Linked DNA regions of Mus musculus: region 2 is linked to region 1. A link is a contact called in ENCODE POLR2A ChIA-PET data. All regions are on one chromosome and are shown on one strand. Each heading gives the region's core, a stretch centred on a gene start or an enhancer-like site at or near the end of the contact. The rest is flanking DNA. Distances are from core to core; before and after follow the strand shown.

The links. ChIA-PET counts read pairs that join two places held with the same protein, here RNA polymerase II (POLR2A).
Region 2: POLR2A ChIA-PET joins it to region 1 with 11 read pairs in embryonic stem cell. The contact joins the enhancer-like site here to the promoter of Nfic in region 1. POLR2A ChIA-PET finds 5 or more read pairs at or near these places in 3 of 5 experiments (Patski and embryonic stem cell).

What each region holds. Positions count from the first base shown.
Region 1 is chr10:81,424,078-81,429,997 of GRCm38, forward strand. It overlaps Nfic (nuclear factor I/C), which reads right to left and starts at 3,096. Exons shown (of 10, transcript NM_008688.3): 1 at 2,999-3,096. The coding sequence starts at 3,028. Gm51811 (a long non-coding RNA gene) reads left to right here. Exons shown (of 2, transcript XR_003949025.1): 2 at 1-101.
Region 2 is chr10:81,460,980-81,466,899 of GRCm38, forward strand. It overlaps Celf5 (CUGBP, Elav-like family member 5), which reads right to left. Exons shown (of 12, transcript NM_001374703.1): 9 at 4,988-5,050; 10 at 3,361-3,441; 11 at 1,690-1,833; 12 at 1-1,362. The coding sequence ends at 1,235. Among named protein-coding and RNA genes, the nearest start is that of Celf5, 19 kb to the right of the region's middle. Within about 2 kb of position 3,697, at least 1 of the 3 ENCODE cell types and tissues checked has a DNase peak (open chromatin) inside an H3K27ac peak, as active enhancers do.

The sequences.
Region 1 (5,920 bases), core at 1,846-4,345:
CTGTGTCTGGTGGCATTTTCTGAGCTCCTACTGCGTGCCACACCCTATGTCCAGCAAATAAAAAATACCCCCCCCCAGCAAGAGCTGAGGCAGTCACTGAGGTTCTGGACTCCCATTTCTGAGTATCTAAGCATACCTAGGGTAGGGGTGGGGTGAGTGTGCATGCCCAGGGGCGGTGGGTCCCTGTGCACTGGGGAGGGGGGACTACCCGGTCTGAAGGAGGGGGACAGGAAGGAGGCGGGAGGCTCCTGTGTCTGATGCAGGGCGGCCGCTCCCGCAGGCAGGAAGAGCCGGAGAGGGAGCAGAGGCTGTGGCGGGAGAGGCCAGAACGCTGACTCGCCAGAATCCAGCGCCCTGATTTACAGGCCTGGCCCTGGCAGAGGCACCTTTTCTGCAGAGAGGAGGGGATGGGGACAGGGCTGTCACTGTGAACCCACTCATGGACATACTGAGGACCAAGCCCATGCTGTGCTGCCTTGGGACACTTCTCATCGTCTCTGATCCCATCCCCCTCTGGAAGGAGACCCCAAACGTCAACCCTGCACTGCCTCAGTTTCCCCACTGCCAGGATGGAAGCAGCGAGCCGCAAAGCTATGAGGAGGAATGAATGGAGGAGGGAGGTGGCCTCAGCTCAGGCCCAGGGAATCCTCAACCTCAGCCAACAGGGATTTGGCCCCAAACCCGGAATAACTAACGTGGGGCGGGAGGGCGGGAAGGAGGAAGGGGGAGGGGGAGGGGACACCTCAGCTTGGGATTCATGGAAGTAACGGCTGCTTCCTCCAGAGAGTAAAAGTGAAAAGGGGCCTGAGTCACCACCCAGAGTGACAGACGGCACAGGGGACCCATGGAGCTCCCAGAATTCTCTTGGGCACCTGGTGCCCTGGCATGGACACTGACATCAGGGCCAACCCCGCCCCGGGCCAGGCTCCCGGTAGGATCCGGTTGGATCAGCAAAGGAGTTATTTCAGTCTGAACCCTGGCTGTAAAATTAGCCGATTTAGGAGGGACGGGTGAAGAGAGACAGAGAGACAGAGACAGAGACAGGTCAAGGCAGACACCATGAGTGACATGTGGGGGGGGGGCAGGGCGGAGAGGTTGGGGGGCTGCAGCGTTGCTCCTTGGGTCCTTCTGTCCAGCCTGGGCTTGTGTGGAGCTGGAGAGACCACACTTGGAATTCAGGGGACTCTTGAGATCCCATGGGGGACTCCCTCAGGGTAGGAGGGGGTGAGTGGGAGATCACAGGGGTGGCATCCTTCCTGCCAGATCGACCCACACCCTCCTATGGGGGAAACTGAGGCCAAGGCCACACTAAGTCCTCAGGGCTGGAGCCAGCACTGGGGTTGCCCCCGCCCCCAGCTCCCAGCAGCAGCCTGGATGGAGGCCTCCAGAAGGCCAGGACGGGGAATTCCACGTGCCCAGGCTGCCTTCCAGCCGGCCACGTCTGCCTCAGACCTCTCAGCCACCAGTAGTCAGTCAGCACAGAGACTCCAGTCTCCCTGGGGTCACACAGCAATTACATCCCAATGCCGGTGCTCTGGCGGCAACTGAGCAACGCCTGCCCTGGGCTGTGGGGTGACCCACTCCTCAAATCTCACTTGAAGTAGAAACTGAGGCCTGCAGAGGGGCAGGCATTTATCCAAGGTCACCAGGGAACCCTGGGTAGGGCAGGCTGGGGTTCCCTCAGTATGAGGGTCTCCCCTGGGGATCACAGAACTGCACCTCTTACCAAGATGGAGGGACCCGCAGGAGTGGAGGACCCCAGGATCCTGTCCCTGAGATGGGCTACCTGGGTCTTCCCTGGCAAAAACAACCATGGCCCTCACAAAGTTCTCCTCAGGACATCAGACAACTGCAATTCCCAGAACCAACACAGTCTGGAGACCACTATGTCTCACTCTCTTTCAGGGGAAACTGAGGCAGACACAGCAAAAAAAAAAAAAAAAAAATCACAAGAGGCTGTGGAGTTGGAAAAGACAGGCTTATGATTCCAGGGGGCAGACACAGCTGGGGGGCTCCTTGAAGGGGGGTCCCCTGGAGGGATGGATGCACCCCTCCCCACTCTCCCTCAGATGCTGGAACCCAGCCAGAGGGGCACAGCAGGGCAGGTGCTGGATTGGCCACCTAGTACGCAGTGTCCGCCAGTCCCCTGCCGCCGCCGCGGCCTCCTCCTCCTCCTCCTCCTCCTCCTCCTCCTCCTCCTCCTCCTCCTCCTCCTCCTCCTCCTCCAGCCCTGGCCTCTGCTCCTCCCGCCAGCCGCCTGGCAGCGCCTGCTCGGCTCAATAATTCAAGAATCAATGCGGAGCTGGGGGGGAGCTGAGCCAGGGAAGGGGGGGGACCCGCGATGGACACCCGCAAGACTGCCCCTCCCCCCGCGCGCCAACTTCGCGCGCCCCTCCCCCTTCGCGCGCACACGTGGGCCTGAAATGGAGGGGGACACTGCCAGCTGGAGGGGGGGGCGGCCACCTGGGAAACCAAGAACTCGCGAACAAATAGTCTAGGGGTCCCTTTACCGCACAGCTAGGGAGACCTACAGTGCAGCAGGGAACCCCAAGATCAGTCCTACGGGCGGGTGGGGAGCGTTCTACGTGCGGGTGGGGTGCTTCCTGCGGACACCTACTCTCTTCTCCATCTGGAGGGGACCCAGACTTCCTGGGTGCAAAGGGTGAGGGCTGTGGGGAGGACGCCAGCCCCCCCCCCCATCCAGCCAAGACGAGAGAGAGTTCCAAAAACAGCCGATTTAGATCAAAGTGGGGGCCCAGAAAATGGGGTTCCAAGTGTGCAATCAAGCTTAACGAGGATGGAATCCCCAATCTCAAGAGTTGCCCGCACCCCAGGTCCATGCCAGGAACACCCTGGCCTGGAAGAGGGTGGGTAGAGAGGACGCGCGCGCTTTTTTTTTCCCACCCCCGCTGCGGAGGGGAGGTTCCAGACTGCAAGAATGCGGTTCCAGGTGGAGCCGGGGTGCGGGCCGGGGCCAGGCCGGGAGCGGGGTGCGTACCTGGGTCAGGCAGAGCGGGGAGGAATACATCCCGGGGCGCTGGCACCGGAGGCGCAGAGGCCGAGCGGCCGCCGAACTTACTGAGTCATTTTTGCAGCCGCCCTCCCGCTCCTCCCTCCGCCGTCCTCCCCGCCCCGCGCCGCCTCTCGCCCGCCCCCGCTCCCTCCCTGCCGCCCGCATCCAACTTTCAAAGAAATCGCCGACAGCAAACAAGCAAGCAAACAAACAAACAAACTATGTCTCTACACGCGGACCCCCTAGTCCCCTCCCTCTAGAGCTATCCATTTGTAGAGGAGGACACAGCGATCAGGTCCACGAGATGGGGCTGAGCCCTTAGCTGCCCCCCACATCCCACCTGAGTCCCTGCAGCAGCCTGCCTCTGCCCCCAACTGTACCCCAAACTCCATCTGTCCCCTCACCTGTGCCCTCAAAGTGGCCACTGCCAGTAGGGTAGAGGGGGACCAGTGTGGGAGGCTTTCCCTTAAAAAGCCAATAAGTGGTCTAGCAGCAGGTATGGGGTCCCTGGGAAGGGTGCGGTGCAGGACTCAAGGCCAGGCCAGGCTCTGACACTACTGTGTGATAAAGAGCAGAGTGGGGTGATCCAGGCCAACCAGGTCCCCAAGTTTAGATCAGTGTCCAGGCTGCCCATTTCATATTTGGGGAATCTGAGGCACAGGGAAATCTCACTCCAACTAACTTCATTTTTCTTCTCTTTTCTTCCCTTCCTTCCTTTCTTTTAATTATTACTATTTTTGAGCCAGAGTCTCATGTTGCCCAGGTTGGCCTTGAACTCACTATGTAGCTAAAGATGACCTTGAACTCTGGATCCTCCTACTTCAGCCTCCTGGGAAGACAGGTATGCTGGGCCTTGCCCAGCTGGAGATCACCTTTCTGAAGGCAGCGTCTGAAGAAGCCTGCACACCCCCACCCCGGCCACCAGTGTCCACTCACAAGTCTAGGCCTTTTTCAATTATTTCTCTCCCAGGGACCCAAGGACATGGGATGTGAGGGCTGGGGGGAGAGTGTGCTACAGAGCAGTAAGATGCTTTAATCCGTTATCACTGTAATTCCAGTGAAGCCAAGGCCCAGAGAAGGAAACCACTGGTTGGGGTGTCGGGTCCCAGGTGCCTGCCTGGCACACCGGCCACCTGGTCCATACCCCAGGAGATGCCTGTGAGTGACACTATTAGGAGTACCCACGGATACTGACCAAACCACCTGTCAGATTGGATGCGCGCCCTTGGGATGTCCAGGACACCAGGGCCCACACCTGTCATCCCAGCAGGGATGAAGAGGCAGGAGTGTCAGAAGCCAAAGGCCAGCCTGGGCTACATGAGCCCATACTGATCACCTCCCTATATTAGGGACAGCACACAGCAGGTTCAATGCATGCATAGTGTGCATGTGTGGCTCTGTCCCAGCCAATAAACATCATTCTCCCTGAACCTCAGTTTCCCCGTGGGTGTCTAATGTTCTGGGTTGTGGAGATGCAAGCAGACACCAGCACCGAGGTGACCATGTGCCAAGGGTGCATCGGGAGGCTCAGGAGGACACTAGACTTGTACCTCAGCTGCATATGACCCATTTGTTAAAAAAATAAAAAGTCAGGGTGCTGGAGAGACAGCTCAGCAGTTACAGTCCCAGCTGCTCTAGCAGAGGAACCCAGTTTCGGTTCCCAGCACCACCCACATGGCAGCTCACAACGGTCGTGGGACCCCGACACCCCCACATGTGGGGCACACAGATATAAATAACAAAATAAACAGAAATAAATCTAAATATACAAATTAAAGCCAGGCATGGTGGTGCATGACTTTAACCCCAGTGCTCAGGGGGCAGAGGCAGGTGGATCTCTGTGGTCAAACCTAGTCTACAGAGAGAGATGCTATCTAAAAATAAAGGCATCTTGCTGTTGTTATTCTTACCACAGTTGCCTCTGGAACTGTCCCTAACACAACTGCACTAAGGGAGAGACATGGCCACCAACACAAACTTCCACCAACTGGGTCCAGCACAGGGCAACCCAGCCCCAAGCCTCAGCCAGGGACAACCTAAAATCATATACAGCCAGGAAAAAAGGGGGGCGACCTGGGGCTGTCTCCAAGGTCCATCCAGGCAGGGTCCCCAGGCAGGAATTGCTGTCACTAACCCAGCAGGGTTTGGGACAAGGTGTCTCTGACACTGGTTTCCAACTGCTACACAATGGCAGTGACAACTCACAACTGTCCCCAGGGCACAGTCATCCCTGCTTAAGATGCACAGCTGCAGACCCTGCCTGAGAACTCAGCGTTTCACTTTCTTTTTCTGTAGGTTTGCTCCAGCCATGGTCACATGTAGCTCAGGCTAGCCTTGAATTCCTCATCCTCTCCCTTCCCAACACACCTCCTGAGGGCTGGGAACACAGGCAGCTTTATAAACGACTGACTACGTGACTTGTATGGTGGCTATTCCTGGGCTGTAGAGCAGCGGTTGAGAGTTGAGCTAGGACACTTCAGGGACAACTGAGGTAATGGGCGTGGCTATGATTACGTATATTTCCATAGCGTTAACCTGCTCCTGGGCCAAACCCAGGTCCTTCTGCAGGCTAGACCAGTGGCCACACCCCCAATCCATTCACTGGGGATTCTTGTAGGGCTCCGCCTCAAGCCACGCCCCCAGCTTCCCCTAAACAAACTTTTGAGGCAGGACTAAAGTTCCTGGAGTGGTTCAGTCTCTGACCCCACTCCACCCACCCTCCGGGTGTCACTACCGAGCCAACACTGCAAGCCGCACAGGGGTCACGCAGGCAGAGTGGTGGCATGGCTAAGGAGTTCGAAGGGAGGCCCTTCTCATGTTGCAGGGGGGAGAAACTGGCTCTGGGAGGGGACCCCGAGGTGTATGGCTGCAGGAGGGCTGTCCCTTGGGGCTAGTGACAGCTCGTGC
Region 2 (5,920 bases), core at 2,447-4,946, 38 kb after region 1:
CGGGAACCGCTCAACCTGGGGAGGATGGGGATATCGGGGAGTAGTAGAGCGGAGGGGGGAGGGGCACAGAACACCTTGCCCCACTCTGTCCTGGCAAGAAAACCCCAGCGTTTTCAAAACAACAGTTCCTGACAGTCACCATCAGTCTGGGGACATTTGCTCCTGACATGGTACCTCCCTCCCGAGCCCAGAGCAGATGGTCCGCAGGACACTGGGTTAAAACTGGAACTATGGCAGCCATCCGGGGGTTTCTACCTGATTCGTGGGTTTCCTAATCGAAGCCAAAATAGATAAAGCCCAAAAGACCCAGATAATGGACAAAAAACACTGAAGGATTAAAGACTGTCGATCTCTACCAGGCCCTGGGCTGGGCGGTGAAAGAAAAAGAAAAAGAAAGAAAAAAAGAAAAAAAAAAAAAACACTAAAAATAAAGTATTCCTGGGTGCTCTGTAGGCTGCTGCTGCTGGGTAGCCGAGCTGTCACCTCCATGAAGTCATTGTGCAGTTGGTTCCACCTTTTAAAATCAGTTCAGTCCCAAAGAAAATGCTGAGACTATTGAAGGGGAAATTGGCTTTTGGGGTTTTTTGCTTGTTTGTTCGGGTATTTGGCTTTGTGTTGTTTTGTGAGAGTGCAAGCGACACTCTGGGTTTGTTAACCCACTGGGCATGAAATTAGAAGACAGGACTCTCAGGGTCCACGGGAGCTGGCTGGTGGGGACAGAGGTGGGGGACCACAAGGCTATGATGTGTCCCCATTTCCTCTGCTTCAGTCCTGGGCCAAGCTTAACTGGACATTCCAAGTTCAACTGTAGGACACAGATCCTTTCTCTGGATTAGGGCTTCTTGGCTTGCAGCTTCACAGGATGGGATAGAAGCCCCGCCCATCACATCCTGCACCCCAGACCACAAGCCCCAAACCAGAAGTTCACTGTAGTGAACCTCTATTCATTTTTCAAAACTTTCCCTGGGAAGGAAGTCCCCTGGGTGGAACCTCCTAGCTTTCTCTCCCGGTTTCCCCACCCTAATCCCACCCTCTCTGCCACCCAAGCCACAAGGTAATGGGGGAGGGTTTGAATCCCCAGTTGGCCTCTTGGAGTGCCACTCCCGCCCCCAGAATCTAGAGAGTGAGCTTGGGATGGGAGGAGAGTGAATGACACCAGGGCTGGGCAGAGCACAGGGCCGCCTGGCGGCTCACCTGGGGCCACACCCACAGCACTGAAGGGCTGTGGGCGTGGTCAGTACGGGTGTCCTGGGTCTTTGGGTCTCTTCAGCTGCACCTTCAGCCTCTTCATACCAATCTGAAAGCCGTTCATGGCCTGGATGGCCGCCTGCGCGCTGGCTGGGTGGTCAAAGCTCACGAATCCTGAGAGAACAAAGTGACGGAGCTGGTAAGGGGCGTGGTCCAGGCTTCAAGTGGCTAACGTTGGTCTTGTTCATCTCTAGAGTTGGGGGCCTCACTCCCACCTCATCCAATCAGCTCAACTTCCCTTGTGGTGCATGGGCCACAGCCTCACTTTCTTCCTTCAACACTGATGTGGCACTGAGTACTATTCCAAAACCTTATACTTACCAGGCATGCGCTCCACCTTGACCACGCCCTCAGACCCTCACTGGGGCATTCTAGATGGCAGCTCCACCCCTGGCCACGCCCCCACACCCTCAATGGGGGTCTCTAGGTATGTCCACTCACCGAAACACTTGCTCTGGTTGGTAGCCCGATCCATAAACACCTTGGAGGAGATGATATTGCCGAAGGGGAGGAACATCTGGGTCAGCTCCGTGTCTCCAAACTCCTGGGGGAGGTGGTAGATAAACAGGTTACAGCCTTCGGGACCTGTAGGTGGGGGAGAGAAAGACATAAAGCCCCCAAGGAGAGGAGGCGGACCCCCCCTGGGTTGGGGTCCAGTCCTTGTCTCTGGTTGTGGATAGAGTGAGACGTTTCTCCAGACAGGGAACGGTCGGGAGCAGGGTTGGGCCCTGCAAGCCTTGATCAGTCCCAAGTGCCTTGTCCACCCAGCCATCAGCCACCAGCTCACCACAGACCAAACCCAGATAGCCTCTTTGTCCCGGCTGGAACCCCACAAGCCAGAGCCTCCCTGATGACTCCCAAAGCCGCACATGCTCTGCTGCCAGCCTCCTCCTGCAGGCTATGTACTGGAGTCAGGTGAATGGGGTGAATTGGTGGGAGCCCTGGGTGTGGCTCAGCAGTGGCTCATGGCCCTTGCGCTGGTCTAAGAAACACCTGACACTTAAAAGAAGCCTGGAGGCCGTTGGAGGCGCACACCTATCATCTCAGCATTTGGGAAGGCCAGGCAGGAGGGTTGCTGTGTTTATAAGCCCAGTGTAAGCTACATAGTGAGACCTCATAAATAAATAAATAAATGCCCAGAAAGAGAGGAAAGGTAAGAATTCATTGCCATGAGGGAGCCAGGCCTGTCGCTGCAAGGTACAGATGTTGTCTGTTTCTCTGTCTATATAGTTAATTTTAGGGGCGCGTGTGGAGGGCAGAGGACATGGGATTTATCTTGCTTGGTGGCAGGCACCTTTACCCATCTTCCTGTCCTGAATTTGAAGGGGGACCTAGAAGGGGCCTGCATGGCCAAGTGTCACTGATGTCATCTGTGGTTAGCTTTCAGATCTTGGCTGTCAAGAGACAAGCACATCCTGCTGGTGGCCTCGGGCACAAAGTGTCCAAGAGACACAGTGCAGCCTCGTGTGGGACAATCCAGGGGCACCAGCTAACCTCAAAGTCCAAGGGCTCGGCTGTGAACCCATCCCCTGCACCCTGGAGTGTGAGCCCCCATCACAGGTGAGGGCAGCTTTGCCACAAGGGTGGCCTGAGGCTCCCCCTTCCACCTCTCCCCAGGCCTTCCTGGTCCATAGGTAGGTAAAAGTAGGACTTCCCGGAAGGCCCACACACCAGGAACTTCTCAATGTCTCTGTCTACACAGGTGGGGCCAGAACACCTGAGCTCCAGATGGGAAAACTGAGGCAGGTCGTTAAGTACTCTCTGATCACCGTGCCCAGTCAGAAGAGGATGTGAGTGGCCTTGGGTCGCAGGATTCCGGACTCCTGCTTCCTCCCGCATGCCCTCCACAGCCTCACTTTACTGGGAAGGCCTCAGTTTACCCAAGATACCTCCTCGGACTCCGGACTCCTGCTTTCTCCCGCATGCCCTCCACAGGCTTGGCTTCACTGGGAAGGCCTCAGTTTACCCAAGAAGCCTTCTCGCACAAACGCGCACCAAAAAGGGGGTTTCCTCGCTTGTCCATTGGGGGGTGGGAACCTCAAGGGCCGCCGTTCCATGGAGGGGCGAGGTCAGCAGTGCAGTTGAGGGTGGGGCTGGCAGGGGTCGCCTCACCTTCGCGCTGCTGCTGCAGGAGGTGCGGAGGCTGCGGAACGCTGTGTGCCACGGGCGCGATGGCCGCGGTGGGATACATGGCTGCGGAGAGCAGAGGCCATACTGAGCCACAGGACCAGAGCAGAGGGCGAGGCCAGACCGAGGGGAGGCGGGGCTAGGACTGAGGGGCGGTGCCGGTGCCGGTGCTGAGGACCAGACCCGGGCCAAGGGGTGCGGCTAGGCTGTGGCATCACCGAGTGGTTGGACCGACCAGGGCAGAGGGCGAGGACAGAGCCATGGGGCGAGGCCTCGGCTGGGCTGCGACAGGATGGGGCGGGGCTGTGGCTGAGGGGCGGTGCCTAGGGGGTGGGGCCCGGCTGGGACTTGCGCTGAGTGGCAGGACCAGTACCAAGGGCGGGACCGAGGAGTGGGATAAGGGCTGAAGGATGGCGACAAGGGGCAGAACCCGGGCCTAGGGCCAGGTTTGGGTGGGTCGAGGGGCAGTGATGGAGCTGAAAGTGGGGTGGGACCAGGGCCAGAGAGGTAAGGCCAGGGCTGAGGGGATGAAGGCAGAAACGCAGGAGGGACTGGGTAGGGCCAGAGCTGGAAGCGGGGCACAGCCAGGACGGGGACTGAGACAGGCAAAGAGGGCCAGAGTTGAGGATGTATTGAGGGGCAAGGCTAAGACAGGTGCATCAGGGCAGGTGACTTGGTCAGATGACGGTAGAGTGGGTGGGGCCATAGCTTGAGGGGCAGGTCCGTGGCTAAGGGGTAGACCGGGACTGTTGCTCCACGTCTCTGCCTTCCTCCATGCCTTTGCCCTTCATTCTGGTTCCCCATAAGCTGTGGCCCTGGCCCTGCTCCTTGTGCCACGAGCCTACTCCTCAGGTCCTAACTCTACCCCTTATGCCCTAATCCTGCTCCTCAGCTGTCCCTACCCTTTTCTATTCCCACCACCACTCTGGCTGTACCTTGTCCCCAGACCCTGGTCTTGACCAGTTCCAACCGTGTCCCTTGCCCCGCCCAGTCCCCGACCCACCTCTCAACCCTAACCCCGCCCCACCATTCAGCCACTGCCCTACCTCTCTGGCCCTGGACACACCCTTGAGCCCTAGTCCCACCCTCCATTCCTCAGCCCTGCCTCACCCCACAGGGAGCAGGGCCATTGGAGGGTAGAACCACTTTTGGCCAAGAGGTGGGGCCAAAGTGGAGCATGGGGTTCTGAGTGGAGCTGGGGCATAGTGGAGGGAAGGGCTATGAATTGAGGGCTGGGATAGGGGCGTGGCCACAGCAGGAAGGGTGTAAGAGTGGAGCTCCACAGGGGTCTGAAGGGCAAGGTTGGAACCAGGTCTAATGAATCAACTTAGTTGAGCAGGGCTCTGCCTTTAGGGTGGGTATAAGGGCTCATGGGCAAGGCACTGAGTGGGTGCGTGCCTCAAGAGGTGGGGTTAGATTCACAAAGTTAGGTGGGGCAGAGCTACATAAGGTACACAGCCAGAGGCAGCCCTGGCTTTGGAGGGACCTGGGGATGAGACGTGGGGAGCCCCAGACTTAAGGGACTGTACATTCCTTAGGGGTCTTGTGGAGGATGGGACGTGTGCAGATGGATGAGACCTGAGGTGAGTGGTCAGGACAGGGCTGCCTCTACCTGTGTACTGCTGGACTCCGGAGAAGGCAGGATGGAGGGTCTCTGCCACAGTGGGGCTCTGAGCTGCAGGGCAGAGGAGGAACTGAGCGCTGACATCCACAAACACCCAGCTTCCCTTCTGTGTTAACCCCCACAGGCAAGCCAAGGAAACTGCATCTCTGATGTAGGTTAACTTGCCAGCGACACACACACCCATAGCAAACAACAGAAGTCAAGTGAAGCCGTGTGACCATCACCCCTCAGCCTCCTACCTTGTCCCCCTCAGCACCCAGGAAAACCCCCCACCTGAGGGTCATCTGCCATACCCCACTCCCTGCCCAGACTCCCTCATCCAGCCTGTGGGGACCCCTGAGTGTTTTAGGGTCCACCCAGTTCCTGGTTTGGGCCATTAGCACTCAAGGCTGGCAGCTCAGGCCTACCCTGCCTCACTTTGACAAAGCCCAGAGCCAACTACAGAATGAAGAATTTAGCCAGGTGCAGGTGCTCACAGCTATTATCTTAGCATTTGGGAAGTAGAGGCTAGAGGACTGCCCTTGGTGTAAGGCCAGCCTGGGCTACAGAGGGAGTCTAAGAGCAGCCTGCACACACAGGGAATTGAAGGCAAATCTGAACTACCCAGTATGACTTCGACCTCCATCTCTCACAGCAAACAAGAAGAGACATCTGCCTAACACTGGCTCCCATCCGTGCTCCCATCCAGCCTTTGATGTCATTTGTCCCATTTTCCAGTTTAGAAACCAGCCAGAACTGGAATCTGAACCCAGAACCAACCTGCCAAGTGTGTGCTTGTGACGTAGCCTCCCTCCTCAGCCATTTCCTGTGCCCACACCTGCCTAGCCATTCCTTGTTCTGCCCTGCCACACATAGGGTGTAAGGCTGTGGGGGACCTAGGTATGTCCCTCAGTTGCCAGACCCACTCCAGACACTGTCCTG